2 separate regions of the Mus musculus genome follow, and region 1 is linked to region 2. A link is a loop called in an ENCODE intact Hi-C map of the cell type or tissue named here. Cell type or tissue: left cerebral cortex. All regions are shown on one strand. Each heading gives the region's core, and the rest is flanking DNA. Links, peaks and the distances in the headings are about the cores only. Region 1 overlaps Astn1 (astrotactin 1). Region 2 holds the start of Brinp2 (bone morphogenic protein/retinoic acid inducible neural-specific 2).

Region 1 (16,091 bases), core at 4,351-12,350, 51 kb after region 2:
TTGAAACACAAATATAAAATACATTAGTTTCATCACACTCGTTCTGAACTCTAGTTCTTTGCCTAAATTAATCTCTGTACTTGGATTCTTTTCTTTGTCTGTTTATCCGATCTATCCTCTGAAAGACTTAGGCCAATTCCCATTTCCCCGTCAAATCTTCCCTACCCACTTCATTCTCAGTGGCCTTTTGCTGCTTTAAATCATTTGGCATTTATTGTTTTTGTAATAAATATTCAGCTGTGTGCTGTCTTGAATTGGTTGCTAATTACTTTGTACATAGATGATGTCATCCTAACTCAATTTAAAACCCTGCTTCGAACAGGGAACAGGAGTGAGATCTCACAGCCTGCTCACACTCTCTCAGCATCCAGTACCGGCAAGCTCTAAGTTGATGCTTGCTGAACACTTCCTGAGTGATAAGCTTACATGTGACAAGAACACATGAGCTGGCATCACCCAGACATGGCATAGCAGACAGTTCTCTGTAATTCCAAGGGAAAATGCTTCCTCATTGCTTTTGGATAATGAAAGCAGTCCTTAATTTTCACTGAGAGTAATAAAAGTTATTGCACCTTTAAGTGGTGCTAAGTTAGCTCCCTCCCATCCTCCTCTATCTAAACATGCTAGTGAATCCTAAAGAGCTCTTAATTGATAATAAAGAACACTTAATCTCCTACCTGATTTTAAAAAGATGATCTGCCAGCCTTATCTTCATCCTTTGTTCCTCTGGTCAGTGGCTTCAATGGTAGCTATTGGGCTACCATATAAATGCGTCAGGCAATTGATATCAGATACAGACAATCATCATTGGCAAGTTCATCCTGAACTAAAACCCAAGGTTATACTGTCTCTAGCTAAAGTAATACCAGGGGCAGGCTCCATACTCACTGAAGCTCGACTACGATTTCAAGGCCTCTGTCTTCTTCTCTCTGGTGATAAATTTGAGAAAGGCATTTCTGTAGTAGGGGGACACAGGTACGTTTCTGAAGGAAATTTATTGGAGTCATTTGGTCCCATACAAATGACTAAACTTCTCTTAACCCCAGTTTCATTATCTTCCCAAATGCTTCTTGTAAGGATGACGTGAAATAAAAATATTAACATGTCCAATGTTTGGGCAAAGGAGACTAATCGTTCAAGTTCAGTGTTTTCCTTTAGCATGGATAGAATGCTGATTTTGTACTTAGGGTTTCTTAGAAGGAGAACCTTGATCCCCATGGTAGGAAGAGACAAGGCCTCAGTGGGGCAGCAGCTCCTAAAGCCATTTGATCGATATTCAGATGTACCCCTGAAAGGCATCCTCGCAAACCACTCTGTCGGAGAACAAGATTAAATGTCCTTAAATCAAACCTTTTACACAACAGACCTGCCCCTCCTAGGCAAGATGGAAATAGACTTAGCATTCTGGTGTTTAATTCTGTTTCCTTTCCTCGCTTTGCTGGTGAGCCACTGAATTCTGCTTCCTGCCTGAGGTTAGCTCACTCGATCCTACGACCTCCCAAAGGCTTGGACCTGCCAATTCTTTGCTGTGCCCGTGGCCAAGATGTAATCAGTTCACAAAGCCAGGGTGGGGAAGATGCAGGGTGAAGTCTCAGCTGCAGCCTGTAGAGGATGTCTTCTCTTAAGAACCGAAATACAAAGGAGGAGGATGCCTGTGTGCCTCTGAGGATCACTAGGACTAGATGGGGAGGCTGGGGTAGCCAAAATGTTTTATTATCCATCTTTGGGTCCTTCAGTTAAGCTTGTGTGCTTTGGAGACTTGGTTGCCTCTCCACTCTGTACAAAGAGGAAATAAAACATACCTACATTGTCATCTCCATAGGCTCTGATGAAGGTCACATTTTTTTTTCTTTAAGAAAATAAATTATAAAAGATGCTAGGCAGTTCTTAGGCTTTAATTGTCATCAGCGAGAGAAAAATATTTCTTAGTTTTGTTTTCCATTACAGTGATAAAATGCCCTGATAAAAGCAACCTAGTTGAGGAAGGCTTTGTTTGACTAACAATTAGAGGTTATAGCTCATCATTTCGAGGAAATCAGAGCTTGAAGTGCCAAGTCAAGAGCAGAAAACAATGAATTAAGACATACAAGTTAGCACTCCCTCCACACTTCTACAGTTTGAAAGCCCTAGGGAATGGCGCTACCCACAGTTGGCATGTCTTCCCATCTCAGTTAACACAATCAAGATAACCCTCCCATAGACTTGCTCACAGGCCAGCCTGTAATTTACACAATCTCTCATCAAAAAATACTTTCCCCGGTGATTACAGATTGTGTCAAGTAGACAATTTAAACAAATAATCACAGAGTCCAGTAAGATGGCTCAGTGGTTAAAGTGCTTGCTGCTATGCCTGACCTGACCTGTATTCATGACCTGAGTTCATTTCCTGGGAACCACGTGATTAGAAGAAGAGAACTGACTGCTGTAATCAATCCTCTAACTTCCAAATGTATGCCATGGCATGCAGATACCTATATACATGCATACATGCCTCTGGTCTGAACATGCACAGAGCATACATACCCACAAGTTGAATAAATACATGTAATAAATAATTAAAACCAGGATCATCATAATGTTCCATGTTAATTACTATTCTTAGATGAGATATTTTCCTTTCTTTTATGTGTACGTGCATGTGTGACAGTGTGTGTCAGTGTATGTGTTTGTGTGTGTGCATATGGAGACCATATACAAATCTTCAGATTTGCTTCAGAAACACCATCCATTTCCTTTGAGGTGGGGTTTCTTATATTGGTCTGGAGCTCACTAATTAGGCTAGACTAGCTGCTTAGCCACTGTGCTAGGGTTATTTATGTCTTTACCTCCCTAGCACTGAGATTGCAAGGCTGTGCCATTGACCTTGACCCCTTGACCTCTTACATGAACACTGGGGACCTAACTCAGTCCTCAGCTTTCAGAGCAGGCACCATCTTGACCAGGGGATCCTCTCAGCCCTCCCTCTCTAGTGTTTTTCAATAAACACCTTCAAATGCTTTGTGTGCTAGTATCATCCATATTCCCTGCTGATAGATGGAAGGCCAGTGTGCCATGCACGGGGGCGGGGGAGGCAGCATTCTATGGGACCACTGGCAATGCATGCATTTTAGGCAACATGCACTGGTATCCTTGGCTCCTTCCCTGAACCCTCATGAAAGAATGTGTTTCTTCACTCCTGACCAGCATGTGACACCTTGGTTAAGCTCAGCTGCCTGTGGTGACAGTGAGAGAGGCAGAAGCAGTTGTGCCAGGCATTCATTGGAGAGTGGAGAGATGCCCTGGCCTGGTACTTTAGTCAGAGTAATCCCTAGAGAGAAAAGGTTTGAGGGTTGCCGAAGGGGCAGCACACTAGCTCACTATCTCAAGGGTTCTTTCCTCTCTGTCTTTTCCATAATTTATTGCAAGCAGTTGAAGAGACCTTTTGGATCCTGAACATTTCTGCCACCAGTTCTTTGAAATAGGGTGGATGGTTCCCGTCACTTCCCTTTCGGGAAGGCAGTAGTCTGATGAGTTAGGTAATGTCTGGACAGAGCGCTGTCCACTGTGAGGTAAGGAGAGTAGAATGGCCTGATGTAAAAACTCGGGCAGTGACAGGAGGTGGGCCACCAGAATGGGTATTAGTTCCAGGCTCTGAGCTGATTTTGTTGCTGGGGAGTGATGTTGGTTGGGAGAAGAAAGAGAATGGGAGAGGTGGCGAATTTACTCCTTCGTGATGTCTCTCATCAGACACCTTCGACCTTGCAAGTTCAGATTCTGCCCTGCTGCCACATCTCAGCAGCAATCAAATATGTCGTTTGAATTGTCGCTGTTGAGCCCCATGGTCCCCAGGTAGTGCAGCTCATCAGGTTGACAAGAAGCAAAGGTAGTTCTACTCTCTGGGCTTTTTTGCAGGTGCCATCATCACATTCAACCTCTTGAAGAACAGAAGAGATGTGGCTTGTGTCACTTGTGACTCATGTCTCTCATCAGTACCCATCTCTGGCCATCCATGTTAACTTACTGGGTCCCTTGGTAGCACAGGGTTTATCTTCATTCTTATCTTGTTGTGTTTCATTTTTAAACCACTTTGGCAAGAGGAGAATGGGATTTGGCAACTAACAGTAGGATTCCCATTGATCTCTCTTTTAACCCCATAACCCCAAAGTGCTCCAGGTAGCCACAGCACTCTCCTGTCGGTGTTTATGCATTCTGCCAGAGCCAAGAGATGAAGCTGCCAGGTTTACACTAAGTGAGTCAGGAGGGCTTTTCTTTCCTTTGCCTTTTTTTTGTGCTGCCTGCTCAGTTGCCATCAGTGCTTCCTCAGCTCAGGCGCTTGGTCCTGGGAACCTCTGTTCCTGGCTAATCTGCTATCCTGCTGCACTACAAATAAATCTAAGATGCTGGAGAGGAACATGATGTATTCTCAGCATGGAGGTCTGTCATCAGCAAGTCCCTCACTCAGTGTGGGAGCCCAAGGGAGCTCAGAAGAAGAGAAGAGAGAGGTGGTAGAAAGTGACCTTCAGGGATCACCCCTTTAGTGTACTAGGATGCTACATCCCCTAATGCTTATACTAAACATCAAAAGCTACAAAGGGGACACATAGGTGTTATCTCTGCCCTTCATTTAAATGGAGAAACCTCAGGCTTTAGGATTGTAGCTTCCTCATCAACATACAATCATCAACACACAGCTTTTGTTCTAAGGTTTGTTTTGACTTTTTTTTAAAATAGAATTTCACTAGGTAGCTAAGGCTAGCCTTGAGCTCACAATCTTCTTGCATCTTACTTCTGAGGGCTAGGATGGCCCACCAAATATGGGCCACCAAACCTTTTTGTTTGTTTTTTTGTTGTTTAAGTAAACTCAATCCTAGGACTGTCTAGTTTTAAGTACCACTTCTTTCCCATGAAATGAGGTTTTTGTTGTCTTTGTTTGCTGTGTGTGTGTGTGTGTGTGTGTGTGTGTGTGTGTACCTTAAAGTTGCTCTGGGCATGTCCATCCATTTTCCCTTTTGAGTCAGAAAATGGAATCTGTGTGTCACTTGTTCAAGGTCACAGAGCTGATAGGAGGAGCAAGGCTTTCTTATCCCTTTACACTGCATCATTCCCAGGAAGCAGTCAGCAAGGCCTGTCTGCCCTTATAGGATGCTGGGTTTTGGTGGCACTACCTCTGAGGTTTTTAAAAATTCGAACTCTTTCATTGTCATCACAGAGTGCACATGTGCTTCCCATGATGTCTATAACAAGAAAACAGCAGTTAACGCAGCAGCAGATTAAACAAAACCAGACCCGACTGGTGGAGCATTTAATTCATATCCTGATTTGCATGAGCCGAAAATACTCCACACTGTGGGGAAGGGTCCGTTTCCAAGTCTCATCAGCACCCAGGCTAAGTCACAGGCTCAGGGACAATTGGGAGTTGGGTGGGGGAGACTGTGAAGTTGGAGGAGCTGAGCTCAGTTCTGAAGGGGTGGGGTGGGTGGGTGGGAGAAACCTTGTTGAAGAATCCTGCCAGAAAAAAGGACCACGTGCTCAGGAATGTCTCCACAAGATGCAGCCCGAGTGTTGTCATTTGGTGGGCACCCTCTTTCTTATGACTGAATGTGTCCCCTGGGTTTTTTTTTTCCTGTAGATTCCAGCAGCTAGTAGAAAAGCTGAGGTAAACATCAGCTTAGTCAGAAAGACAGAGACAGGCTGCTTGAGTGAGATAGGAAGGGTGCAAACTCATTACAGAAGAAAAGTGCCGTCTTTCTGCAATGGAGGGCTCTCCTTGTGTCTGGGAGTCATGAATATTGCATCAAAAGAATAAGCTTATTTAAGAGAAGGAAAAAGAAACGCAGAAGCTGGGAGAATTAAATAACTCTGGGGAACTAGCCTCAGGAAGGGCTTTTCAGTTTGATTGTGGAAGTGAGTTTCTGTCAGGTTTTGCCCTGGAAGTTTAGCTTTGTGTGAATCGAGATCAAGAGAACCCTCTTGGGACGCCTGAGGTCAGGAGAAAGCCATTAGTGGTGATATGGTAGGCAGGGGTCCCCACAATCAGTGGGGCTTCTCCATGAAGCTCCTCACTTTAAAATTTTATAGTGTTTTTATGTGAAAGCTTGCCAGGGAAGTGGCAGGACGCTTCCAGAGGAATATTGTTGCAGCTTGGCATTTAAATATGGGTGCTCCTTGAATTATGATGGACTTAGGTCCTGATAAATCCATCCTAAGTTGGAAGTATCATAATTTGAAGACGCATTGAATACATCTATCGGAACAGTATAGACTAGCGATACAATACATAGTCCCTTTTCATATGGGGAGGGAGAATCTCCTGTTTTCCCTTGTAATCTCCGGGCTGAGTGACAGCTGTGGTTCGCTGCTGTAACAACATCACAGGAGAGTATTGTATCATCTATCACCAGCCTAGGGAGAAATGAGAGTTCAAAATCTGAAGTATCATTCCCGTTGAATACATATTGTCTTCACACTATTATAAAGTGAAAACACACACAACTTGGGCTTCTATAAAAATGGGGACAATTTGTGTTTGAATGAGACATCAGTCACTTAACAAGCACATCTCTTAGGGATGATCTAGTGTGATACACGAGAGCTCTGTTCCCCACCTGTCCTAGGATGCTGCTGCTGCTTGTGCAGAGTGGAGCCGATAACCACCAGCAAAATATCGTCGCTGAGAATGAGGAAGGGGCTCTTGCCTGCGTTCTCTGTCAGGCTCTGAAACAGACCCTCTGGGAGAGTATCTAACAGGACACCTATCTTTCATGTGAAAGTATAAGGGGTGTTTGCCATCTTCTTCCCAAACCTGTCTTGTTCCATGCCCTGATTTTGTAGGACTAAGTGGATGCCTTTGCCTACATACAGTGATCAAGGAGAGGGAGGATGCTGTGATGGTCAATATGGACTGTCGATTTTAAAGGAATAAGAATCAGTTAGGAGACAAAGTTCTAAGCATACCTGTTAGGGATTTTTTACACTACATTGAGTATGGTGGGAAGACTCATCATTCATGTTGATGGGACCATTCCATGGACTGCAGTCCTGGCCCAGATGACAAAGAGAAAATCAAGTGAGTGCCAGAATTCATCTCTTCCTGGTTTCTGAATGTAGACACAGGGTAGCTACCTCACATCCCTACTGCCATGGTATCCTTGCCAGGATGGACAAAACTGTGAGCCAGAATAAACTTCCTTTCCTTCAGGTGCTTTTGTGAGTGCATTTCCTGGCAGTGTCAAGAAAAATAAGAAGTATGTCCATCAGCAGATATACTTGGGACAGTTCTGTGCAATGGTGAGGATGAAGCAAAGAGAAGAAAGAGTAATGATACCAGCAAGAACAAAACAAAACAAAACAAAACAAAACAAAACAAAACAAATGGCAAGAAGAGAAAGGGAGAAGAAAGAAACAGAGAGGCATTAAACACAGTCCAGAAACAAACCTATGCTGCTCTGTATGGGCAAATCCATTGCAGGCGTGATATGGAGTTCCAAGAGAGCTGGCTTCTGAGACTTAGCTCATTTCAACTTTCAAGTTGCTGGAAAGGAAGAGTGGTTGGGGAGGAAAGAAAGAAAGAAGGAGGAGGAACCAAAATATCCTTAGAATTTCTGCAGCTTCTTTTGAGTTGAGAAGGGCTCTTTAGCCAGAGCCTCCATCCAGAACCTTGTTACCATGGCAACCGACTTGCAGCCTACAAGGCTGTGACAGCCCACTCTGGAGTTAGTGCTGCTGAACCAGAAAATGTTACAGGAGAAGTTCAGTTTCCTGGATTATTAGCATTAAAAAGATACACATAGAATTAAGGACTAATCTGCAAATTCACTAACAACTGCTGTTTTTCTCCCTTGACATTAACCATGGATTCTGGTCATTTATTTCATATCTACCAGGCATCAGCAAGGGACAGTGTCAGAGGATTCGGGAGTGCACATGACAACCCTTGGCACTCAGGACAGTCTGTCTGCTGTGAGGTTTGGTGATATAACCACAGAAAAAGGAGCAAGGAACCCTAAGATGTCACCAGAGTGGATTTATGCAGTGCTTCATGAACATAGAAGAGGGTGTAGCTTACTTTCTCAGGGTCTTAGGAAGCCTTCCCAGGAACGATGGCATTCAAGTACTACAAAAAGGATGAGTATGAGTTCTCCAGGTGTAGAGTACAAAAAGAGAGGAGTTCTTGTGGGCATAGCATCTACCAAGCTGAAGAAATAGCCAAATATGCATTTTGTTCCTGATATGTTTGTGGTTTCCTCTTTCCAACCCTCTTGGCTCTCTCTGCAGTCTTTGCCCCCAGCTCTTGAAGGCTCTGCTTCAATGGTGTTATGTTTAGTTGATTTCAGGTTTGTGGACAGATATCTCTTGCCAAGCTTTAATGGGCCTGCTTTGGGGCCAAATCTTAACATGGTGCTATGGGTACCAGAGAGTGGTCAGGACTGATTTTTAAAGATAGCCTGTAGTTAATTATTTTTTTAAAAGATTTCTCTTTGGGGACTAGAATACTCCCTCCCTAAAAATTCACACCATTCATCTGCTTTTCCATGAAATGACCTTTTTAAATTCAGGACCCGCCTTCTGGGAACAGTCTGCTTCCATCATGCTCCTAAGGATGCAGCGATTTGCATCCTGGCACCAAGAATGTAAAGATAAATTACTTCACTCAGAGCATTGTAGAGCAAGGCCCACCCCTAAAATGTTTCACAGAGCCCCCTAGGATCAATGCCAGTCATCCATAAACTCTTTCTCCATGCATATTAATTGGTGATAATTGAAAAATGACACCCATCATCCTTAAAGAAGAAAATCGTTGAAACCAATTGAACACTTTTACAAAGTCTATTTTTATTACTTAGATGCACTAAATACTCAGATTGTCAATACCACAACCAACCTCACTACTAAGAAGTACTGGTAAAGATATCCTTCCATTCACTCACTCATTCATTCATTCATTCATTCATTCACCCTACAGCTACATTGAACTATGGTAGATATAAACATAAAGCACAAATTCTATTATCAAGAATCTTAGGAATTACTGTATATATAAGAAAGGGCAGAGATATACAGATAAGTGGAATACAAAACAGAATGATTGTTAAGTTAAATAAACATGTTGTAAGGATACAGAGAGGAGGTTATTCTTTTTGATGCATCTTCATGTTTTTCAGGAGAGAAAAACTGTAACAGAAGTAATATTTAGGTAGGATTTCAAAGAATGATGAGCATTTTAGTGGGTATACATGGAAGGAGGGAACAGACTAAGGGAATTGCTGGCACCAATGCTGGGATGTGGGGTATTATGGAGCAGCCTGAGGAATGGTAATGGTCCAGAAGGGCTACTACAGGCATTTATTTTGGAAGAATCTTGATGCCATGCTAAGCAATTTGGACTTTATGTGGAGGTGGGAGATGTTCAAAGATGTCTGAAGAAGGAGTTGGCATGGGTGTGGTTATTATTTATTATATGTTACCACTAGAGTATCGTTTTCATTAGCTGAGAGCTTATGTCTACCTCATCCCCTCCTGTATCTCAAGAGTTCATCCCAATGACCAGCACTTCGTAGATTTTAATAGATGGCTGCAGAAGAGGGTTGCATTGGGGATGTAGAATTGTTTTCTGGTGATGACATAAGAGTAAGGAATTGGGAAGGTTACTAAGGTAGAAAGCTATCAGAGTAGCTCAAGAGATTGCCTGAAAGTGAAGGTAGGGGCAATTGAAGACAAGAAAGGAAGATATGCAGACAGGAGAGGCACGCACAGATGTGTGCCAGATACCTGCGTGTATACAGGGCTGAGTGTCCAGTGCCATTTTTGCTCACAAAAGTGAACAAAAAAAAAAGTGAAAAGAGGTCCTCCCTGAAACTCTTGCTTTTATCTGCGTAAAACAATGCATCCTAGCACGTTTTAACTACAGCAATCAAGGTGATCTTGTTAACAATGACCATCCTTGCAGTCTCATTTTGCCTGTGATGTTATGGGGTTACAGAGTTAGCAAGTTAATGGTGGATATGCACTTGTCTTACAACTCATCCTGGGGTTGGCAGTGCAGCCCCAAGCAAGGTGAAGCCCTATCAGAAAGAGGGGAACTCCATTGTTCTACACTTCACGTCTTATAAAAAAATGTCTGGAATCCTAGATTTTGAGACCCATTAGCAGGCAACTGCAACTCTACCTAGTTCTCTAGAAGGTTTTTGGGAATATTCTTCAAACACCCAGTTTACCCTACTAAAATATAAGGGACGTGTAGTAAAATAATAAGGGGAAATCAAAGCTACACTCTCTGTGTAGTAGGGTACAAGCTTTGTAGATTAAAAACCACATGGAAATAACTGCATAGAAGAAGAAATAGGTTATTGTGTTTGGGAACTCTGAAAGAAGTTACCTGTGGTGGTGGCATTATAAAATACTGTTACTTCTTCTCTGTACTCTTGCAAATTTGCCAAGTGTATCTTATTAATTCATATTATCTTCATCATCATGAAACGTATTTAAATAAAACCTGGATTTAAATATTGCAACAGTAGAATTGCTCATGCATTCTCTCCTCTGGGCCTTTTCTAGTGAACAGGGTTTGAGGACCTAGTTTTCTACCTCTTGGGGGAGTCTGTGCTTGCAGCCAAGTCGCAGAATTGCCTGTGGAAATGTTAGATGAGGTAGAGGCAATTTAGAACCATTTCTCTGCCAAGTGCCTCCCTGGGGCTGAGGGTAGAGGAGCAGTTGGCTCTCCCCCATTCTCCCCACTCTCCTTTATTTTCTCTTCCTTGCTTTCTTCCTACTCTCACTCTTCTGTCCGACTCCTAACCCATTGCATCTCCCACCCTGTCTCTGCCCCTGACTCCTGACCCTTTGCCTCTCCTACTCTGTCTCTGCCCCTGACTCCTGACCCTTTGCCTCTCTTACTCTGTCTCTGCCCCTGACTCCTGACCCTTTGCCTCTCCCACTCTGCCTCTGCCCCTGACTCCTGACCCTTTGCCTCTCCCACTCTGTCTCTGCCCCTGACTCCTAACCCGTTGCCTCTCCCACTCTGGCTGGCTTTGCTTCTTCTGATGCTTTACTGTGCCTTTGAAATATACTCACAGGAAGAGGGAAAGGTGGGTCTAGAAAATTCCTGTGTATCAATAGTAAAATACATCAAGTAGTAAAAGAAGGCAAAACTGGTATTTGGACTGTTGGCTCCCAAATCTTGACCTTAAAATTCATTTTAAAATATTATATCTTTGTGGTAATGAAAGTGTTGTGTATATTGATCAGGATCATACTTAGACAAATCCACCCCCCCCTCTCTCTCTCTCTCTCTCTCTCTCTCTCTCTCTCTCTCACACACACACACACACACACACACACACACACACACACACACACACACACAGAGAGAGAGAGAGAGAGAAATAAAATGAATGTATTTAGTGGTGTCTAATCTTAGTTGTTATACTGGACTATAGTATTACAAGATAGAGAAAGGAAACTGGATAAAAGATACATATATTTTGTTATTTGATTATTTCCAATAAGTGCATATGAGACCACTATACTTTTAAAACAAATGTTTAACTAAATCTCTCTCTTTCATACACACACATACACACACACACTTTTGGCTTTGATAGTAAAAATAAAGAATTTAAAACATCTATCTATTAAGAAATTATTATGCACTAGGGACTATGGTAACTAGGTTCTCTGTTTTCATTATTCCTTTCCAAAAAATTCATTAGTTCTACTATAGGTGTTATTATTATCCTTGTTTAATATGCAAGAAAACAGAAGCCCAAAAAGCTAAATAATTTACTCACACCAAGCCAACTGGTAATTAGTTGCAGCGTGAAGACAACCCAGGCAGCCTGACTCCAGAGCATGCACATGTCAGCACATGATATTCTGTCTGCTGTCATGTGTGACTTGAATGTATGTGGCTCTGATGGACAGAGGTGTTTTTGTTCCTCCCAGCCATCATTTCTTTACATTGATCTTTAAAATTGTTTCCCCTGTGTGGCAATCATTTATCTGACCAGTTTTCCTTTCTCTGGTTAATGAAGTTCATATTCTACTACGTAGAAATGTATGTCTTGTTGTAGGAAGTCAAGAGTACTTTATTAAAATCTATCTTATGATTATCAATATACCATGTAGATATCTCTTAAGTCTATTCACATCTCCCTAGGTTAATGTTATTGCTAGAAATAACAATTCACTGCTGTTATTACTATTTTCTTTGTAAACCATAATTGCTCCAACTTACATATTTTGTACATCTTCCTGTGAGTCATGTTTTACCTGGTCTGTATTTATAGACTTACATTCTTTAGTGAGCAGTTGATCTCTCTTAGTGGGAGGCTGATTGTTTATTGGGGTTAGGTAGGGCTTATCTATATAATCTGTTTTTCCAGTGCGTGTGCTCTACTATTGATGAACCTTGTGGCACAAACTTAAAGATGGAGAGGTCCAAGGACTACTAATCTCTGTACAACTCAAGATCTAGAATCAGCGAAGCCAGTGCATGAGCATCTTGTAGTGAGAACAGAGTGTTTAAACCCATAGCTATCCTAGAAAGAGGAGTCGGAAAAATTTGAAGACCAAGACAATGGTGGTTCCAGCCCTTGAGTATCCAAAGGAAGCCAGATGGCAGCAAAGCGTGAAAAGAGCAAGGGTGAGGCCAATGGGATGACAGCACTGAATGGCACTTTCTCCATATCTCTTGTCACTTATGGTGTCCATGTGGAACAAACAGCTCCCAGATGTAGACAGCAATACGCGCCATCCAGTTGTCTATTTCCAGTTGCTAGAAGACGTGAATCACATATCCTTGGATTTCTTAATATATGTGTTATTTTTTTGCTACTGGGGAGCAATGTGGAAGCTGGCAACCACCTGAGATGTCTCTGGTTTGGGTTGGGGTAGGCACAGTGGTTATGAGTTACTGTCTTCCATGGCGAGTTGACTACTTTCATGCTGCTCCCAAACTGGGCTCCTCGAGATACTGAGGCCGTTTTCAAGCAAGATGCTGAGCTCTTGCATAGAGGGCTGGAGAGTCAGCAGGATTGCTGACCTCATGCAGGTCCACTCTGCACATGCTAGCATGTCTTTTCATGGAGTACTTTGTTCAGGGTTAGAAAAGAATCGGTCGGCTCGTGAAAGTTAGGGCTGCAAAGACGGTCTTGCAGACAAAATAAAAGAGAATCTTCACAACCAGTCATGGGGGATAAAGGTCATTGCAGAGGGAGGAGCAGGTGATGATGTGGAAAAGAAATAATGAGAAGAGCACTGGGCATGGTAACAGACTGACTCAAAGAAGGGAAAAAGAAAAGGATTGTTGGCTGCCCTGGGACTGTCTAAGCTGCGTGAACCATACAGATAAAAGGTAGCATGGCCATCTTATTAGAATTGGGGGATGTCTGCACTGCATGCTTCTCCCTTCCAAAACTAAACTCTTAAACCTGGGGCTTTAGGGATGTGAAAAGAAAAAGAAAAAAAAAAAGGATAGTTGTTTTGGAGGCAGCAAAATCCACTCATCGTGGCACTATTGACTGGGAACAGGAAGCTTTATTTGAAATTGTCTCCCCCATCAGACCTCATTACCCACATCTGCCTTTGAACTTGTCCCTGTCTGTTTTGTGCTATCCTAGCTGCTATCCTAGGTAGTACGGCCCTATTCAACAGGACTAGGATGCAGTGACCTCATGGACACCTCCTCCCTGATTAATACTCTGGTCTCAGCCAGGTGCTTGGAGGAGACATGGTGGGTTGGAGAGAGCAGTCCTGAAACACCTGGTATGTGTGGCATTGATATAGCCCTTCATTCTTTGATGAGGTGGATTCTTTCCACAAAAGCCACTGTCAGCTGCAAAAACATGGTAACAAGTACTTTTTTTTTCTGCTGAAATAAAGCAATTACTGCAGAGTACGCAAACACCTAAGTGACCCAATGGCTACCAGAGCAATTTTCTTTAAAGGTGGCTTCTACCAAAATAGTATAGCATTCCCCAAAGATGAATTGCAGATGTGGGGGGAGGGGGGTCAGGTTTCTTGACATCCAGAGAAGGAGGCTGTCTGATCATTTGGGGGCAGGAGTGGAAGGGATCTGTATGTGGGAGGATGGGGAAGGAGTATGTCAAAGGCCAGCTAGAGCATTAGAACTTTACAAAGGATTCTACAATTCCATTGCTTCCAACCTCTCCAAATGGCCAGCTCCTATTCCTTCTGAGAGCTTCTGATCCCCTGTAGACTGTCTGATACGTATGATCATTATCCCTTCAAGACATCTGCATCCTCTATGGTCATAGGAGAGATCCAATCTATATCTTACACAAAGCAGATGCTACAGAGTCCTTTCTGTGTCTAGCAGTTGTCCAAGTGTTTCAAAATTAGGACGAGGGCTTGAGATTATACACTCGTGATAGATATACCATGATGCTTAATCTTGAAGGTCAACTTGATTACACCAAGAAATGCCTAAGAGGCCTGAGGATATAGCTCAGTGTGTAGAATACACATCTATCATGTACAAAGCCTAGGCTTTGATTCTTCAACACTGCATCAACTAGACAAGGTTGCTCTTGTCTGTAATCACAGAATTTAGGAGGTTGACAGAAAGATCAGAGACTAGAGACAGTCCAGAACTATATACTGAGTTCAAGGCCAGCCTGGATTCTCAAAGAGAAAATAAAAGTGAATTCCTTGAAGATCCATGAAACGCGCATTTGGATGTGATGTGAGGGTGTCCCCAGAGATAACTAGGTTATGAGAACTCTGATCCTTTATGTATTCATAACATGATGGCTTTATTGGAATATGGTAAATGTAGACAATGGGACCTAGCTGGAGGAAGTAGCTCTTAGAGGCATGCCCTTTGTGGCCATATCATGCCCCGATTTCTTCCCGGATCATCTGGGTTTTTGTTGTTGTTGTTGTTGTTTGTTTGTTTGTTTGTTTTGTTTTTGTTTTTGTTTTCTTCCTACCCTGATGTATGGTCTCCTCTAAGTTCTGAGCCCAAATAAATAGCTGTTCCTTCCAAGTCATTTGTGTTGCAATCATACAAAGGTAACTAATGCATGTGCCTAGACTCCAAGACAAATCTAGATTTAAGCATTGGCCCCATCACTTAGTAATGTCAAGCAAAATTCTCACTTCCCAAGACTCAGTTTCTCTATTTTGATATCATAACTGCAGGGGTGATGGGAGAATCCATTAGATAATGACATCAAGTTCCAGGCAAAAAGAGAAGCTTAATACATTTCTTTCTCTACCACCAAGTCTTCTTGCTAGAGAACTTTTGAATAAAACACCCCATCCATGTCCCCAAAGAGCCAGCATTTATAGAAACCAGTGTTTTTATGAGTTATAAGAGGGCTACACAGAATTTCACTTTGCTCAATCGATCTCACCTCTCACAAACTCAACCAGGCTTTCAGGGCAATCTTTTCTTTAAATCACGTCTATTTCATAATTAAAGGCAAGACAGTACCTTATTTCTTGGTCTGCTGATCTCCTATTAGAGATATCCTAGAATCAGACCTTTTTCACTTTTTTTTGTATTCTTCAAAACAGAACATGGGAGATCCTGGTCTGTGAGTTTGGAGGATCCTGGATCCCGAATCTGTCTCTACTATTTACTAATGTGTGCCTGGAGGAGCTTGGGCAATCTCTCTGAGTGTTGGTTGTCTTACTTGGAAAATGGAGCTGATAAATCTGTCTTGTGGGTCACTGAGAAGATTAAGTGAAAAGCTATGAAGTTATACTGCATGCTGTATGTATGACGAGCCATACATACATATTTGCCTCTCTCTTTAATGTAAAAATATCTTCAAGAATTTCTAAGGATATGTGGATTGATATGTATTTTAGACTATCATTGAATAATGTAGGTTTTCATTGTTGGGACACACACATAATATATGATTGTCTTATAATTAGGGCTAATGCTATATCATATACTCTTAGGACATTTATATCTGTGGTGGTTTGAATATGCTTGGCCAAGGGAGTGCAGTATTGTTGAAGTAGGTGTGGCCTTGTGGGAGGAAGTGTTCATTGTGGCGTTGGGCACTGAGACCCTCCTTCTAACCAGGTGGGAGCCAGTCTTCTCCTATCAGCCTTCAGATGAAGATGTAAAACCCTCGCCT
Region 2 (16,091 bases), core at 4,634-12,633:
ATGTGTTCCATTAAGTCCAGCTTCACATTTCTTCAGTCCCTGGAGATCTGATTGTGTCATTTGCTGAAGCAGGTATCTGAGGAACGAAATGACTACAAGCTTAGTTTGGGATACCAAAACTGTCCGTGTATCAAACTAGAGATCTTCAGCAGGAAGTGGGCATGACATTTGTTGAGTGTCTTCAATGAACTGAAGCTATATTTGGTACTCTGCTCTATCTTTACATTAAGAACAACACCCTAAGAGAGAGGTTTGTAGGTGCTGAGAGGGGGCTTGAGAGATAATAATGCCTCCTTCACATAATTCATATTTTAAAACTACAAGCAAGACTGAATAAAGACCATAGAAACAGAAGGGTTAGAAAATATAATCATAAAGGTAATCTGAAGAGAGATCATGGAAAACATGGGAAGGAGATAATAACTGCTCCCTGGGGGTGATGTGTGAATCAAGTGCAATACAGCTTGGAAGAATATTTTTGCAAATGATAGAAGGGCTAAGCAAACATGAGAGAAGTTCTAGGCATGTCCAACCCTTCTCTCGGTGACTAACAGTACCAGCATAGTTATGATGGAGGGGTGGTAGCCTTTCAACCTGTAATTAACAAATAAAATGTGATCCTCACGTCTTTCCGTTGCAATGGATAGTTTGGTAAATAATCTTGAAAAATACAGTGGTAGCTCTTCTGTCTCCCTGCCACACTAAAACATGTCTGTTTTGAAAAAACGAAAAAGTCAGGAAAGGGGAGGTCACATGATGGCAGAGAGGGCACAGGAGGGACTTCGAAGATTAAGATTAAGTACAGACAAGTATGTCCTCGTTTTTTGGAGAGAGAACCTGAAGATCATTCACTTAGTTATTTTTACTATTACACTCCCTACCCCTTTAAAAAACAAACAAACAAAAAAAAAAACAAAAAAACCAGACTAAACCAAAAGGCCTCTCACCAACTCACTCTGGGCATGTGAGCTGAGGGCTATATTGCTTTAGAAAAGCTTCCAGTGGGCTGAGTCACAGTTAGCTAGGTCCCTCCTCAAATAAATATAGGCCATGTAGGCTATTTGTGTTTCTTGCTTTTAAATTTCAGAAACCCATGCCCAGAGGCTCCCTCTGGGCCGCTCTTGACCTCTCCTTCCATGTTCTCTTTCTTTTTATGTCTCAGGCTCCTCCTGTCTCAAGCTCTGCCCTTTCTCCCCCATTAACCTGCTACTGCTCTGCAGGGCCTGGCTAGCGCGGTTTAAAAGAAATACACTGTCTGCCACCGATGGAAATCTAACTTCTGGTCCCTATATTAAAAACTAAAAGAAATGAACAAAAAAACTGGATTTTTTTTAACCCAGCATATCTGAAATATTACATCATTTAAATCTAAAATCAGTGTAAAATAGTGATATTTTTACATTGATTTTGTTTGTGTGTGTGTGTGGGTGGGTGGGGGGTGTTCTTAGAAACAGAGTCTCTTATATCCCATGCAGGCCTCCCATTCTCTATACAGTTGAGAATAACCTTGAACTTCTGATCTTCCTGCCTCTACCTCCTAAGTACTAGGATTAACAAGTGTGTGTCACCAGGCTTGGTTTATGTGGTGCTAGAGACAAAATCCAGGGCTTGAGGCATGTTAGGCAAGGAACATGTCAACAGAGCCACATACCCAGTTTCTTATAATTCTTTGTTTGTTTGTTTGTTTGTTTTTTCGAGACAGGGTTTCTCTATGTAGCCCTGGCTGTCCTGGAACTCACTCTGTAGACCAGGCTGGCCTCGAACTCAGAAATCTGCCTGCCTCTGCCTCCCAAGTGCTGGGATTAAAGGTGTGCGCTACCACTGCCTGGCTCTTATATGGCTTTTGAAAAAGTAAATCTTTTCAATTTTACAATCCTGGCATGCATTTCAAGAGCCCCTGAGCTACCTGTGGAGTTCTTGGGTGGATTTTTGCCTGCAGTGGCTCCTAATTTTACCCAATCCAGCACCCCAGGTATTTTAGCATTGCAACTGAGTTTGAGAAAAACAAATGATGGGACAGGACCAGCCACTGAAGATGGCAGAATATGATGATGGTATTCATACTTTCCTCTGCATATCAGAGTGATAATTTAAAGAGGACCAACCTGCACCAGTAGGTTAGAGAAGTCTAGCCCACTGCAGCCATCATAATTTAGCCTTCTGACACTTCCTTCCCAAACAGAGCAGGATTTCCTCCAAAATTATGAACAACACATCATGGGCCCAGGACTCTGGCTCAACCCTGAACATGGCAGTGTACATTTCTGAAAAGTAAAGAGAGAAGAAGTCCTATGCACAGCCCAGCTACTGGCCATTAGCATAAGGGTGCTAGTAGAAACAAGGGTGACAGGTAGGATTAAGGTAGGATCTTCAAGAGAGAGCTAATGTCTCTTAAGAGCTGGTTTGAGACTGTACTCTTGGACCAAATACACAGAGAGTCTGCGCTCCCAGGGAACTCCCTCCAGATCTCAGAGAAGTTAGGGAGGGGACTGTGGCAAGTCATTCTCTTCTCATGTCCAAAGGGAGCGTTCCCTATTGTAAGGATGGAGCCATTCACACAGTGGCGTGCAGCCTGAGTGATGCTTCAGACCAACTCCTAGAACAAGTGTGTGTGTGTGTGTGTGTGTGTGTGTGTGTGTGTGTGTGTGTAACTGGCTGCAGCCTTCTCCTGTGAGACAGCAGCAGCCCTTAGACTCCCCTTGGTTCTACCCAGGCTGACACCATGCCTCTCCCTTCTTTGCTCTGCTGAACAATCACAGAACCCCGTGGTACAGCTGCGGGCAGTACCACTCCCCACCCCCTCCTGTCTTTTTTTGTGGTCTCCTCCTTTGTGACTGCAACAGCATATGTTTTATTAAAAGGGAAAGAGAAGAGGAGACAAGAGGTTATGTACATGGGCATGCTCAAGAATCTTAAGATTGGAAATCTTCTGCTCAATGCTAAATGCCTAAGGGCTTTGGCATTTTGCCGGTTCCAAGTAAACCCCAAGAGGAACATTTGGGTGGAGAAATAGGAAATGGGGGAAAATCAAAGCTCTCTCTTAAAGGATTCTGATTCTAAAATATGAGAAGTCTTTTCTTGTGTTCTCTTGAAATTTGCCTGCCTTCCCCAACATCGTCATTCAAATTTTTTTTTTGATATAAAGTTGATAGGCTCTCTGACCTTGAGTAAAGCTTTTCCCATTGTATGTGGCTTAGACCTGAGAGTGGATGGAAGGCCAGGTAACATTTCCAATGTCTAGCAATATGCCCAGTATTTCAGAGCCCTGTCAGGATCCTAGATCAACTTCCGCTAGGCCGTACATGTTTAATACAATGAACACAGATACATAGGATTTCCAGGTTGCAAGAGAGGTGGCCCCAAAGGCCCATGCAGACCATGCTGGTTTCAGCTTCTCCCTGTGCCTGTGTTCCAGTGAGGGACTTGATCAACTAGAGCCCGTTAGCCCTGCTCTGCCTACCCAAAATATTCCACTCTAACTCTCATGGCTCCATTCTAATTCTCCCTTCGTGAAATACTGATAGCTCTTATTATTAGTACAGATCAATGGCTGATTAATAGGGTCAGCCTTTTGACTTCTCTTGTATTGAACTTCTGTTGAGAATACATCATCATTTACCTTTGCCTGGACATAGGCCTATTTTCCCAAGTAGACTACAAAATCATGGGGTTAAAGTTTCCTAAGGTTTTTTTTATCCCTCTGTGCCTTGATGTACTGCCAGAGGAGGACCCCCCAAATCACATCACAGCCTCCTTGCTTTGTAACGTATAAAGCAACCAAGTCAGATCGCAAACACTGAGATGGAACTATGCCTTAGAAGGAGCCCAGGGGACTGAGGTTAATTAGGAAGCAGTAAGACCCAGGCCTCCATTCCATGAGTTTTCCTACTGCTGTGTGTCCTGTGTAAGACAGATCTTCTTCTGGGGTTCTCTGCACTCCCCTTTCCAAGAAGAAGACTGAAGTCTTTCACGCTCTACATCTTAGGATAACCAAAGACAAAGGAGACTATAAGCCATCTGAGAATTATGTAGAGGACTTCTGTAAATGCTCCCAGCTCTTTGGGAAAGGAGCTCTTCAAAATATATGCAAGGACTTATTATTTAATAAGAAGAAAGAATGGCTCTCCAGAAGTAATACCACACAGTGCTCGCTTAAACACTAGCTAGGAACCTGAACACTGAACATTCCAGCCAGTGCAAAGTGCCCACACATTATCTCCAGTCCCTTCAGATTACCTCTTGTTTGTGAGTGGAGAGGGATTTTGGAGCACCCTCCCTGAGGGATAGGTCTAAGGTGGTGCTCCCAGGTGCAAGCCTGTACCTTGGGGAAGAGGATCAGGAGGAGTTGATGACGCAGGGAGCAGGGACGTTCTGTGCCCTCTGGCTTTGCTCAGTAAACAACCTGTCAGGAGGCCAGAGAGGAACACTCTGAAGGGGATCTTGAGGTCCAGGAAGAGATGTTTCCCATTCCCCAAACCAGGCCAACACAAGAAGAATCGGGCCCTTCTGTCCTCCCCAGCGTTTACCTCCTCTGACTTTTCTTGTTTCCACACTGAACACATACCACTCCATTCTGGGAAAGGAAAGACAACTCCATTTTTTTGTAAGGCGAAAGAAGTAAGAGTCAAGAATGCTTCTGGCTTCCCCATGGCTGCAGCCCAGCTGTCAAACCCCTTAAAACCAGCTGTTTTCCAGCAGCCAAGATTCTGGTCTGACGCTTGCTCTCAAACACAGTCTCCTTGCTCGGCATCTTTCCAAATTCTTCTTTCCTCACAGAAGCAGAGCATGCATCTTTTCCCAGAGTGGGTAGCAGCTATGGTACTGGTAAGATAGATCACTGTGGCAGCATTGCTTGGTCATGCTCTCAGTGCTACATAGCAACTCATTCCAGGTGAGAAGGAACTCATGAGGGCCATGTCATAAACAAACAAACAAACAAACAAAAACCAGGCATACAACTGTGCAAAATCAAGAGGGAAAACACATAGACTTCAGCATCACTCTAGCTGTTTCCTGATGTCATCAGACTGCCCCCCAGGGGATTTAGTAGAATCCTATAGCTTCCTGGTTAATACAGGCATTGCATATCTTCCAAGAGCCTGGCCAGGGGGGCGAGGAAAGCAAAGGAATCAACATACACTTGTCTAGAGAAGACCTGGGGAGAAATACTTAACTCACAGTGTATATGTTTAATTCTTCTTATTGGCCTATGCTAACATATCACTGGCCCTGTTGGATACGGTCCGGATTTTATTTCATAATTGATATTCTCTTAGCACATTTGTTCCTACTCAGGGCAACCTGCTCCCAGGACAGGGAAAGCATACATATGGTTCTTTACAGAAAGGTCTGTTCAATCACATTACAGTGCATCCAGTTGATTGTTAGTTAATATTTGGCTTAAGTCTATATACCCTGGATAAATATGTACCGTGAAGAAAGACTGCTTGGTGAAGAGAGAACTCCTCTGGGCTAGAACAGCAGTGTACAAGTTCATCCTCCTACTGGGTAGCGACACCCCAGGCATCATGGCCCGAGCAGGGGCTAGGCAGAGATGCTTAGTGTTTCTGTGAGCAGCCAGCTTCCTTCATACAGCTGTGAACACACACACACACACACACACACACACACACACACACACACACACACACACACACACACACACAGCTGTGTATGAACAGGGAAAACACTCTGATAGATAGTCTCAACAGACCCTTCCCTTCAGCACAGCAATATTCTCCCTGTAGTGTCTCCAGTGTACTACCAGGATTGACTCAGTCGATTGGGGTTTCTGTTATACCACCCAAAGGAGACTATGGGATTCACTCCTAGGAATTATTTTTGTCCCTCATTACATGTTCATAGAAGAAATAGACTGGCCTCTAAAGCATGCCACAGGGCTTTAATGACCATGTGAATACAGCTATATTGCACAAAAGAATACCAGGTCTTTAGGGTCCTCCCCAAACACAGTGAACCTCGTGCAGTTCTGTCCGGCATCAGCTAGGCAAGCAAAAGTCCTTGTCATCCTCTGCAATTATGGAGCCCGAATGAATTTTCGAAAGCTAATGGGAGTTGCACTAACTTTAAGGACTTAAACCAGGCAAAAAAAGAAAAAAAAAAAAAAAAACCAATATAGGTCAGGCAGAGTGCCCAAGCTCTGTGACAGCCATGCGACACCAGGAGGCGATTCCAGAGTCAGCTCAAACCCAAAGTCCACTGCTAAGCTCCACCTGACAGAAACTACGGGGTGGAATGGGAGTTATTCCTTTTGCTTGCAATTGCCAGGCACCAGACAAGAAGGTTGAATGAGGACTCATGAAAATCACAACGAAAGGTGATACAGAAAACCCAGGGGTACAGACCCCTGCACGATTACCTTGAATCCTTGTAAGAGTCCTTCTTGCTGTATCAGCTGCTCCCCAAACCACCAAGGACTGCGAGGAGACTCCCAAAAGACGCCTGATTTTTGTGCAACATCTCCAGTGGCAGCCTTCCAAAGTTTTTACTTCATGATTTCTTGTGGCTCTTTCTCCTTTGGGGAAATATGAAATGCCACCCCCTCAGCTTGTGAGAGGGAACGGATGTCTCTTTTCAAATTCTCCTGCTCTGGGCTTTGCTGTCGCCGCCGCCGCCGCGGCGGCAGCTTTTAGACCACTTGCCTGCTGCCTTGCCGTGGAGCAGCGAGCATCCCAGGCACCCACAGCATCTGTGAAGTGGGATCAGCACTAGGCTGGGTCGCACGCGGCGTGGGAGAGGTGAGGAAAGTGGGAAGCCAACTGAGAAGTCCCCTGTCCCTCGACCGAGGTGAAACCCAAGATCTTGCCTTCTTTTTTTTCCAACTCTAAAGAGACTCACCCGCCCTGTCATCCGAAATCTGTGCCTTGTACATGGACAGAAATCGTTCCTCAGGCGTCTGGGCTCCTTCGGCTGCCTGAGGACCTGCTGGTGTCCTCGGAGCGCGCGGCAGGTGCATTTCCAAGTCCTCCGGAACCCGTCGAGCTCAGCGGAGGCGCTGCGGGTTGAGCCGCGAGCCGCGCGGCAGGCAGGCGGATTCCATCCTGGAGCTGCAGCCCGGCGCGTCCCCACTCCGGCTTCCCGGTCCGTACCTAACCAGTGTCACCTGCAGACTCAGACACCGGATGAGTGTCTTAAGATAACAATGCTGCCCTGCCTGCCTCTCTCGTTCTTTCTTATGCACGTAGGTTGGCAGCCAATAGGACCCTGCGCCATACTCACCACAGGCTCCCATTGGCTGTGAAGCCTGGCAGGAGGCGGGTTCTGAGGCCTACCGGCAATCTCCTTTGGCTAGCTGGCAGGCTGGGGTACCAGCTCTGTTAACCCTCCCAGCTTTTTGCAGCAGCGACTTTTTCCCCCTCCCCGCAGTAAGGATAAGGAAGAATTGGATAAATTCGCGGCTGCGTGTGGCGTTGGGAGTGAGATTGGAGCGTGTCAGAGGCTGAGGAACAAGAAGTAGACTGGGAACTAATTACATTTGCTTTGGTCTTCTGAGTTACAATATTCATTCGTCCCAGCCCATTTTGTTTGCTTGCTTAACCAGAACTCCCAGAGATGGGGACCCATTTGAGCCATTTTCCTTCTAATTTGAGGTTTCATTTAGTTGTTCTGTGCTTTTTAAACCTCCTGAATTACTTAATTAGAAGTGAGCCCCCAAGTGAGAAATAGCTCTCTCTCTCTCTCTCTCTCTCTCTCTCTCTCTCTCTCTCTCTCTCTCACACACACACACACACACACACACACACACACCCCGGGGCCGGGGGCGGGGGGGGGGGAGGGAGGGGGTAAAGAGGGAGGCAAAAGACCACAGGAGCTCTGTGGTAAGATGACCAGGCAGAGAATCGCTGAACAGCTAAATTGAGACACCTCACGCCCCACACCAGACCTGTAGGGACAACAGCAAAGAGGAGAACTTGGGGATTCTGGGGAGACCTCTGAAATGGCCTGCGTCCAAAAAGAAAGAGAATTGTTTTGCCTGTGATGGTTTCCTTCTGTGTGTCTCCTTTCACTCCAGTGGCTGTCAGGAAGAGGGACTCGCATTTTTTAAAGGAAGACTAGAGAAAGGAGAACAGGACAAGCCTTGTTTCTGAGAAGCAGGTGCTGTCTGCTGAGCCTGTGAAAGGGAAGTCCGGGCAGTGGGTAAGGGAGGGAGAAAAGGAGGGAAAGAAGGAAAGAAGGAGGAATAAAGATATTAACTTTAATTGAATGGATGTGAACGATATGTTTTTGATGTTCTAATAAATGTGTGAGGCTGAAATGCATCCTACTAACTGGCGAACTACACTAAATTTTGGAAAGAGCCGTTGTTGAAGAAAGATAAGTTGAAAGTGGCAAGGGATGTGGGGGAATTCCCAGTGAGTCACATGATGAAGGCCTATATAGAGGAGAATAGGCAGAGAGGGAGACAAGTGTCTCCATTTAGTTTCCTTGAGTTGAGAGCAACATCGGAGATTGTTTTGGAAAGAAGTAGACAAAACAGAGGGCAGAGGTTAGATGTACACAGAGGAAGGATATATCTGGGGTTAGGTATAAAGTGCCCCTTTAGCCAGATGCTCTGAAAGAGTGAGGAAGTCTAGAAACTGCTTCTTATCTACAAACCCCCACCCATTTCCATCATATCTGATCTCTACTTGTTTTCTACTCTGCATCTCACCCAAGTTATTCCTTCTACACTCTGCAGGAGTCTGGCTATAAAACATGCCAGAGAATGGCGGTCCTGTGGAGTCCCCAGATCTTCAACTAAGATAAAATATCTAAATAAACTACTGAGAGTTTAACTGCTCCTGACTGTGGAGCCAGTTGTTCCTGAGATTCCTAGAGACAGAGGCCCACTGAACCTAACCCACGTAAGAACGCTTTGGAGGTCTTCCTGTGAAATAACTTGAGGGAGTGAGGGAATGGATGAATGGTAGGACAGGTGTAACTTCTGTCAATGGAAAGAAGGAAAGTGCCAGGATTTCTCAAGAAGGGACAGCCAATCAAAATCTTGATGAAAATCAAGAAACTTGGCTGTGTTTTCTTAAATCACCCATGATATTTTAATGAAGAAAATCACACACTAAAAAAACCTACAAATGTTCATCTGATGAAGGTACTTTGAGGTAACTACTATTCACTTCATTTCCAACATTACAAGAAGCAAACATTGATTCTTTCTTAGTAAATCTAATAACAGCCCAAAGAGGACTACTATGCAAATACCCACTCCCAAAGAATTTCACTCTCTCTTAAACCGTGAAAATATAGAATATTAGGAGGATACAGTGCTCTACACCTTATTTCTTCCACTCACTAATGTCTTGGCCACAAGAAGCTGATGATCATCTGAGTTAGTCCCACCCTTTAACTGTTGCTGCACACATACTATCTTTTCTTCTAAATGAATATAAAAGTCAAGGAATATAAATCACTACATTTACTTTTTAGACCAACAGTATATGAATTCTTGTGGCAATGTTTCAAAAGTCCACTTCCGTCTGAAACAGTTATGTCATGTAACAAGACAGTGGAGAGGGTTATTGTCACTGAGCAACAACTAAATGTCTGAATGTGTGAGATCTTTTTGTGCAATCTCATTTCCTTCTCATGAACTCCAAGCAAGTTATACATTGTTATTATTTATGTATTAGTATTATTGTTGTTTAAATTCTACAAATAAAAACATTTAATGCAAGACACTGTTTTCAGTGTCTGAACTGAATGTGCATATGCGTTTGCATGCATGTACGTATTCGGTGAATGGAATGGAATGATGAGAACGGGAAGTGATGCAATTTCTCATTTCCAAGATGAGGCTGGAGGTTTATCTGAGTAGTTTGGATAACCTAAGGAATGAAGAGCACTGTGACGAGAAGGGCCTAGGAGTGAGGATGGGAAACAGCCTCATCTTCATTGGTGTGTATGTGTGTGAACACATAGTTTGGGGAGTTAGTGATCAGGGAATGAAATACTTGACAGTGAGCAATCAACCTAGGGGAATAAGTGTAAGAAATGAACATTTTAAATTTTCAAACCACAGAATTCTGGTACCTGAGCTCTTGGGTATAGAGTTGGCTTATGAAGAAAGCAATCCAAAGGTATTAAGAGTCATAAAAAGAAGCCACTGACATTTAAATATAAAACAGTGAACCTCAGAGAAGAAGTCAGGCTTACACCTTACAAAACTTGGTATTTTTAAATAACATGCTTTATTTTAAATAAGTTTATATTAAAATTATTTTATATTTAATATACTTAGTAAGTTTATAGTTAAATAGTATATTTTAAATAATATAAACACTTGCATGTATACTATTTATAGAATGGGATATGGATAGAGATAATTGAGCTTATTCTCTTCATGAGAAACTAAAGATGGGCACAGTTCAAGTTCTCCTCCAAAGGAGAGTGTGAGGCCAAGCTTTGACCCACATATGTGGCTTTGCTACAGCACATCACTGCTACACATAAGAGGTGACTGAGACTCACCTGAATCTCGTCATCTCACTTAAGAGGAAAGCATGACCCAGGAGATACTCTCTGGTTTCTGTGAGCTGCAATTTCTATCCTCATCTCTAGATATTTAATTCCTGAAAAGTAGCAGATATGATGTTACATCCTGTGTAGGGAAACCATGAGCCTTGGCAAAATATATTGTCGTTTTGTTCCCATAGCCTTGATTGTTAAACTCTTCTGTGGAAACTGACATCATATAGAAGTTCAAGATGTCAATATCTAACACTCTCAGATGTGACATTTTAAGAAGACTCCACAGTGATTTGGGGAAAGCCACTGCTTTCCCCAACCCTCCACTGCTACACTTGTGCTTTCTAACACAGCACTTTTCAAAATTAGAATGATTTAAAAATTATTGTAGGCTACGTAGCATTCAGAAATAGGAGGACTATTCCTTCTGCCCGTGCTCTGATGGATGCCCATGAGAAATGGAGTGTCAGATGAATGAGTTGGCATCATTTCAGAAATATTGTTTGTGCTTTCAGTGACACAGAGTCTTCGTACATTGAGCTCATCAAGCCTCTCGCTATTTTCTTGACTTTGGTTTCTTCATTTGTTAATCAAGCCAATCTGCTATGAGACGGATAATCTGACAGTTGCACCCCATTTCTCACACTTCAGAGACACTTCTGTTTCCTGGCTTCCCTTTATCCCATGGCAAATCACATTGCCTCTCTATGTGCCATGCTTTTCTAGAGAAAAGGAGAAGAGGAGAAGGTTTCATGGAGACTTTATGTCCTTTGGCTTTATGTCCTTGGTCTTTATGTCCAATCACATGAAAATCAAGAAACTTGGCTGGGTTTTCTTAAATCACCCATGATATTTTCATGAAGAAAAACACACATCAAAAGTCCTGCAAATGTTCATCTGATGAAGGTAGTATGTGCTTTGAGGTAACTACTAGTCATGTCATTTCCAATATTATAAGAAGCAAACATTTGTTTGCTGTTAAGGGAGCAGTGAAGATGGATGGGAAGGTCATTAGTTAATGTATCCTTTTGTCAGTAGTTTGCAAGGAAAACATGATAATATACATATGCATTAATTTTCAGATATGTCATTTTGAAACAAAACTTACATCAGTTCACCAGTTGTTGTTGTTGTTTTTTTCTTTTTATCCATTTTTCCCCTTTTTCTTTCATTCCTTAAATGTGACCTTAAACATGGCTGGCTCAACTAGATTGAGCTATTCAATTAGATTAATCTTGTGAAATGTATGGCACATAGCTTTATCTCTTAAAGGACACACATCTGCGTTTGTCAATAGGTCACGTCAGGTAGGTCAGAACAGCAACTGTTTCAAAGCTGGGGTCCTATTTGAGAAGGTGGTGATTTCCATGTCTGCATAGGGACTGAACCCATCTTCCTGCTGGTATTTAAACACTGAACAGCCATGTTGGAAGAGGATACTTTAGAATTAAGTCATTGCTTATCATGTTGAAGTTCAGCCAAATATCAGATCCCAGCATTCCCCAAATGTTGCTTTTCTTATATGGTCTATGGCATCCAGCACATAAGGACAACAGCAGCAGCACTAGCTGAAGCAGAACTTCTATAAACTTTGGGTGGTGGTAGTGTTGTTCCTAAGAATACTTAGTAAGTAAAGGGGCTAAGTATGCTGTTTCTTTCTTGACAGAGTTTGAATTGACCTTCAACACAACCAGCAATGTTCTTTTATTACTTCCCCATGGACTTTGGCTAATGAGAAACTTGAGTTTTCACATATACTTTCTACTCTGTTCTGTTTACTGAATTTTCTAGAATTAAATGCTTATGGTTTCTTTGAGCTAAGTCTGCTTTCCCTGTCAATCATAGCACTCCCATCATCTTTTTATTGCTTATTGTACATAGCATTTGTGACAGAGATAAAATGAGGCATAAGTTGTAAGTGAAAGTTCTACATTGCTTAACAGTATGAGTTACATCGACTTCCTTCTTTTGTTGTTCATCATTTTTTCATTGCTGTATTTATATCAATATTGCAAATATTATCTTTAATCATTCTGCAGAATCCATATTGGTTCAAAATATATACGTGTGCATTTATCTCAACACCTTAATCCAACAGACAAATCCAATCCAACTAAGAAGTTGATTTTTTTAAAGAGAATGAAGAGGAGGAGGGGGAGGAGAAGAAGAAGGAGGAATAGGAGGGGGGGAAGGACTTGGAGGAGGAGGAGGAGGAGGAGGAAGGGGAAGAAGAAGAAGAAGAAGAAGAAGAAGAAGAAGAAGAAGAAGAAGAAGAAGAAGAAGAAGAAGAAGAAGAAGAAGAAGAAGAAAAACAACAACAACAAGAACGAGAAGAAAAAGAACAAGAACAAGAAGAACAAGAAGAATAAGCCACACCCACAAACCCCCAAAACACTGGGCACTCTTTTTAAAATGTAAAATAACACCCCCAACCCCCTACACCTGCTTTTGAAGATGAGCCCTTTAAGGTGTGTGCCAGTGCATGCCTTTTCCCAAGCCATTTGGATGCTGCTGCGACAGGAGAGATTTTTGCATTACAAAGACGCAATTTTAAAAATGCAGAGCAGGTAGTTAATAACCAAGAGCCCTGGGGATGGAGAGGAGGAGAGAGGCAGGAGCATCATCAACCAGCTGGGGGCTGACCTGATTCCCTAGAATCCCCAGCTCTCTTCCTCTTTCCTCCCAACATCCTTCCTTTCCTTTTTCTCTCCCCCCCAACCCCCCTTTCCTTTCCCCAGATAAGCAGCTCCGGGAAACAAAGAGCTGGGCTCTCCAGACCTCAGCGCTGGAACCTAAGGCTCTCTGAGTAGCATCTCATTTCGGGGACCAGGGCTCTCGAGCTCCGTGTCCCCTCCCCAACTCCCCCCCCCCCCCCCCGCCTCCCTTGCTTGCTCGCTGCTCCCTCCCTGCTGGCTGCCTCCCCCACCATCGCAGCGCTGGGAGGAAGGCGGCCAGGGCTCAAGATGGCTTTAGCCGGGCTCTGCGCCCTGTTCGCCTGCTGCTGGGGGCCGGCTGCGGTGCTGGCCACAGCTGCCGGCGACGTGGATCCATCCAAGGAGCTGGAGTGCAAGCTCAAGAGCATCACTGTGTCGGCACTGCCCTTCCTGCGCGAGAACGACCTGAGCATCATGCACAGTCCCTCGGCCTCCGAACCCAAGCTTCTCTTCTCCGTGCGCAATGACTTCCCGGGAGAAATGGTCGTGGTGGACGACCTAGAGAACACGGAGCTACCCTATTTCGTGCTGGGTGAGTCCCGGGAAAGGTGGAAGAGGCCAGAGGAGGCGCTGGACAGGCGGTCCCCCACCCCCTTGGCCCGTTCCACACATCCACTTGCTGTTGCCACTTCCCCTCCCCCACACTACCTCCCTGGATCCGCCCCACTCGTGGACCTTTCTTCACACCCACTTGCAGGCCAGCACTTGGGCCTCAGTGCACCTGATGTCTCCCCAAATCCAGTCTGGAGACCTGAACCTTCCTTCTTAGTTGCCTTGCCCCAAAGGAACAGGTTGCTAGTGTCTCTGAAACCTTCCTCAGTCTTGAGCTGCGAGTTTTCACTCAGGAACACATCTGAACAGAGTCAGTTTCCATCTGAACTCTCATAGGCCTCTCTCCTTGCTTGCATGCCACATGCTTAGTAGTTCTTTGCTTCACATCCTTGGGCACCCAAACTCACCCACAGCCATCCCCAAGGCTTTAGGAACAGTTCTGTGGTCATCCTGCCAGCGTGGACATACTTCACTACTAGGACTGCTCCCCACTCCTTAGGGCTCAAATACCCTTCCTTCCAAACAAATTTCTTATGTGCCTGGAGTTTAGCTTAGGAAGTTGTACCTTCATGACTAAATCCAACAACCTCTTTGTTCGAGTGCCCTCACATCTCCATGACATTTTAAAGTGTCTCCAAAGGAAATGGTCCAAACTGGGTGACCTAATGATCACTATTGCTCCCCTCTGTCCTCCAAACTACCCTAGCTATAACTGCACACAGAATGGCTTCTCTTTCCTTTTGTTGACATCGCTCTTTCTCCTAATTTTCTTAGGCCTCAAAATTCCTTCAGGCCCTGCATCTTATATCCCTTTGACACCACTTTTCTTGCTTTCATTAGCAGCATCTTGCAAAGCATCACAGGTGCCACATTTCTCTACTTCTCCATCCTGCCTGCTCCAACTGTGCACTCCATTTCTTCGGAGTACAATTACGAAGTCTTACACTATGCTTCACATATTCCAATGTTGTCCAGGAGAAGGGTTAAAGGTAACCATAACTCAGAGAGAGAGAGAGAGAGAGAGAGAGAGAGAGAGAGAGAGAGAGAATACTATCACATTTACTTAATGTCCTACAAACTCAGAATCACTTTGTAGGAACATGACTCCCTACTGGCCATGTGTAGGTTGAAACTACAGGTGAAATTAGAGCGTTTCCCCCCCTGCTCTTCTTTTACAAAGATTCACCTTTATACAGAGAGCAGAGAGAGTAGGTGACTAAACCCTCCTCTCTGAGCCACAATGGAGAAGTAATTTTAAAAATTGCCTGGTTCTATGAAAAGTTCATTTACAGTTTCTGGAGTGTAACTCAGTTAAACCCTGTGAAGCCAACCTACACACTTGAATGGATTATTTGATTTATTTATTTATTTTTGCAGGAAAAATACCAATAACATAATAAAGACAGGGGGCTGGCTAGCAATAGGAACAGTGGCTACGCTACTCATTGCAGCATACAATTTGTTGCGTGGATATAAAGTTCTGTTGAAGTCATGCTGGTGTGCAAATCTAATCTGTTCTCCATGCTTCGGAAGAATGAATGTGGAGAATTATATGTTTCTAAGGAGGCTGTTTGGGGTTCTGCAGGCAGTATTTACTGTGCATAAAGGTGGACATATGTGGTTGAAAAGGGGAGGCTGGGCTAACAACCACTCAGAACTCCACTTCTCTTTTTGAAAATTTCCAAAATCAGGCCTGTATACTGTGATAGATGTATATGAGCTAGATGTCCAAAGCTTAGATGTTCAATAATTGGTTTTCTGTGCCTTTGTACAAAGCTGCCCACTGCAGCACCCTGTTAGGGTTGCTATGGTAACCTGCTGCACTAAGGCATTTACACAGAGGCACAGGCACTTTCACTTCAGGACCAGAAAATGCATGGTTGTTCACCATCTTCCCAGGCATCAAACTATGCTCAGAACCAGCGATTTGCTGGTGTCTGTCTGTCTGTCTGTCTGTCCATTTTGGCCTGGAATTCCAAAGGAGCAGCATCTAAGTGAGCAGAAAGGGAGAGGAATCCAAGTTCATGGAGGACAGACTGAAGGATACTTGTTCTTAAAGTTAACTTTTGTGGTCCTGAGTGCTGCAACTCAAGATTCATAGTGAGGGAAGTAATACTTTGTGTGTAGATCTTGTCTCACATTTCTCTGGTAGCAGACTTGCTTCCCGTGAGTACTTATGGGAATTTATGAAGCTCATTCCTCTTAGCTCTCTTTAGTACCATCAGGACACAGAAGTTTACTGCAACATCCCTGGCCCCAGGTACCCTCTACTTACCAGGAACACAAAGATAGCTATAAGAGCTGTAATTATACCTAGTTGTATGTTTGGATGTTGACAAGGGT

Evidence for each region. Hi-C counts contacts between places; a loop is a spot of excess contacts. Peaks named below come from ENCODE experiments on the same cell type or tissue, not always from the same donor. Only the 100,000 strongest peaks of a DNase experiment are listed, where the experiment ranks them.
Region 1: it touches region 2 in a loop (6-fold over the local background); 4 of 42 quality-filtered maps call a loop at or near these places.

What each region holds. Positions count from the first base shown.
Region 1 is chr1:158,400,725-158,416,815 of GRCm38, forward strand. All of the region lies in intron 1 of Astn1 (astrotactin 1), which reads left to right. Among named protein-coding and RNA genes, the nearest start is that of Astn1, 46 kb to the left of the region's middle. In left cerebral cortex, for the core only: a CTCF peak has its summit at 10,583; DNase peaks (open chromatin) are centred at 5,503, 7,619, 8,265 and 10,609; H3K27ac peaks cover 3,854 bases.
Region 2 is chr1:158,349,138-158,365,228 of GRCm38, forward strand. Brinp2 (bone morphogenic protein/retinoic acid inducible neural-specific 2) reads right to left here and starts at 7,123. Exons shown (of 8, transcript NM_207583.2): 1 at 6,380-7,123. It overlaps Astn1 (astrotactin 1), which reads left to right and starts at 13,167. Exons shown (of 23, transcript NM_007495.4): 1 at 13,167-13,728. The coding sequence starts at 13,446. In left cerebral cortex, for the core only: CTCF peaks have their summits at 5,057 and 6,180; DNase peaks (open chromatin) are centred at 4,780, 5,523, 5,823, 5,976 and 3 more places; H3K4me3 peaks cover 3,049 bases; H3K27ac peaks cover 2,855 bases.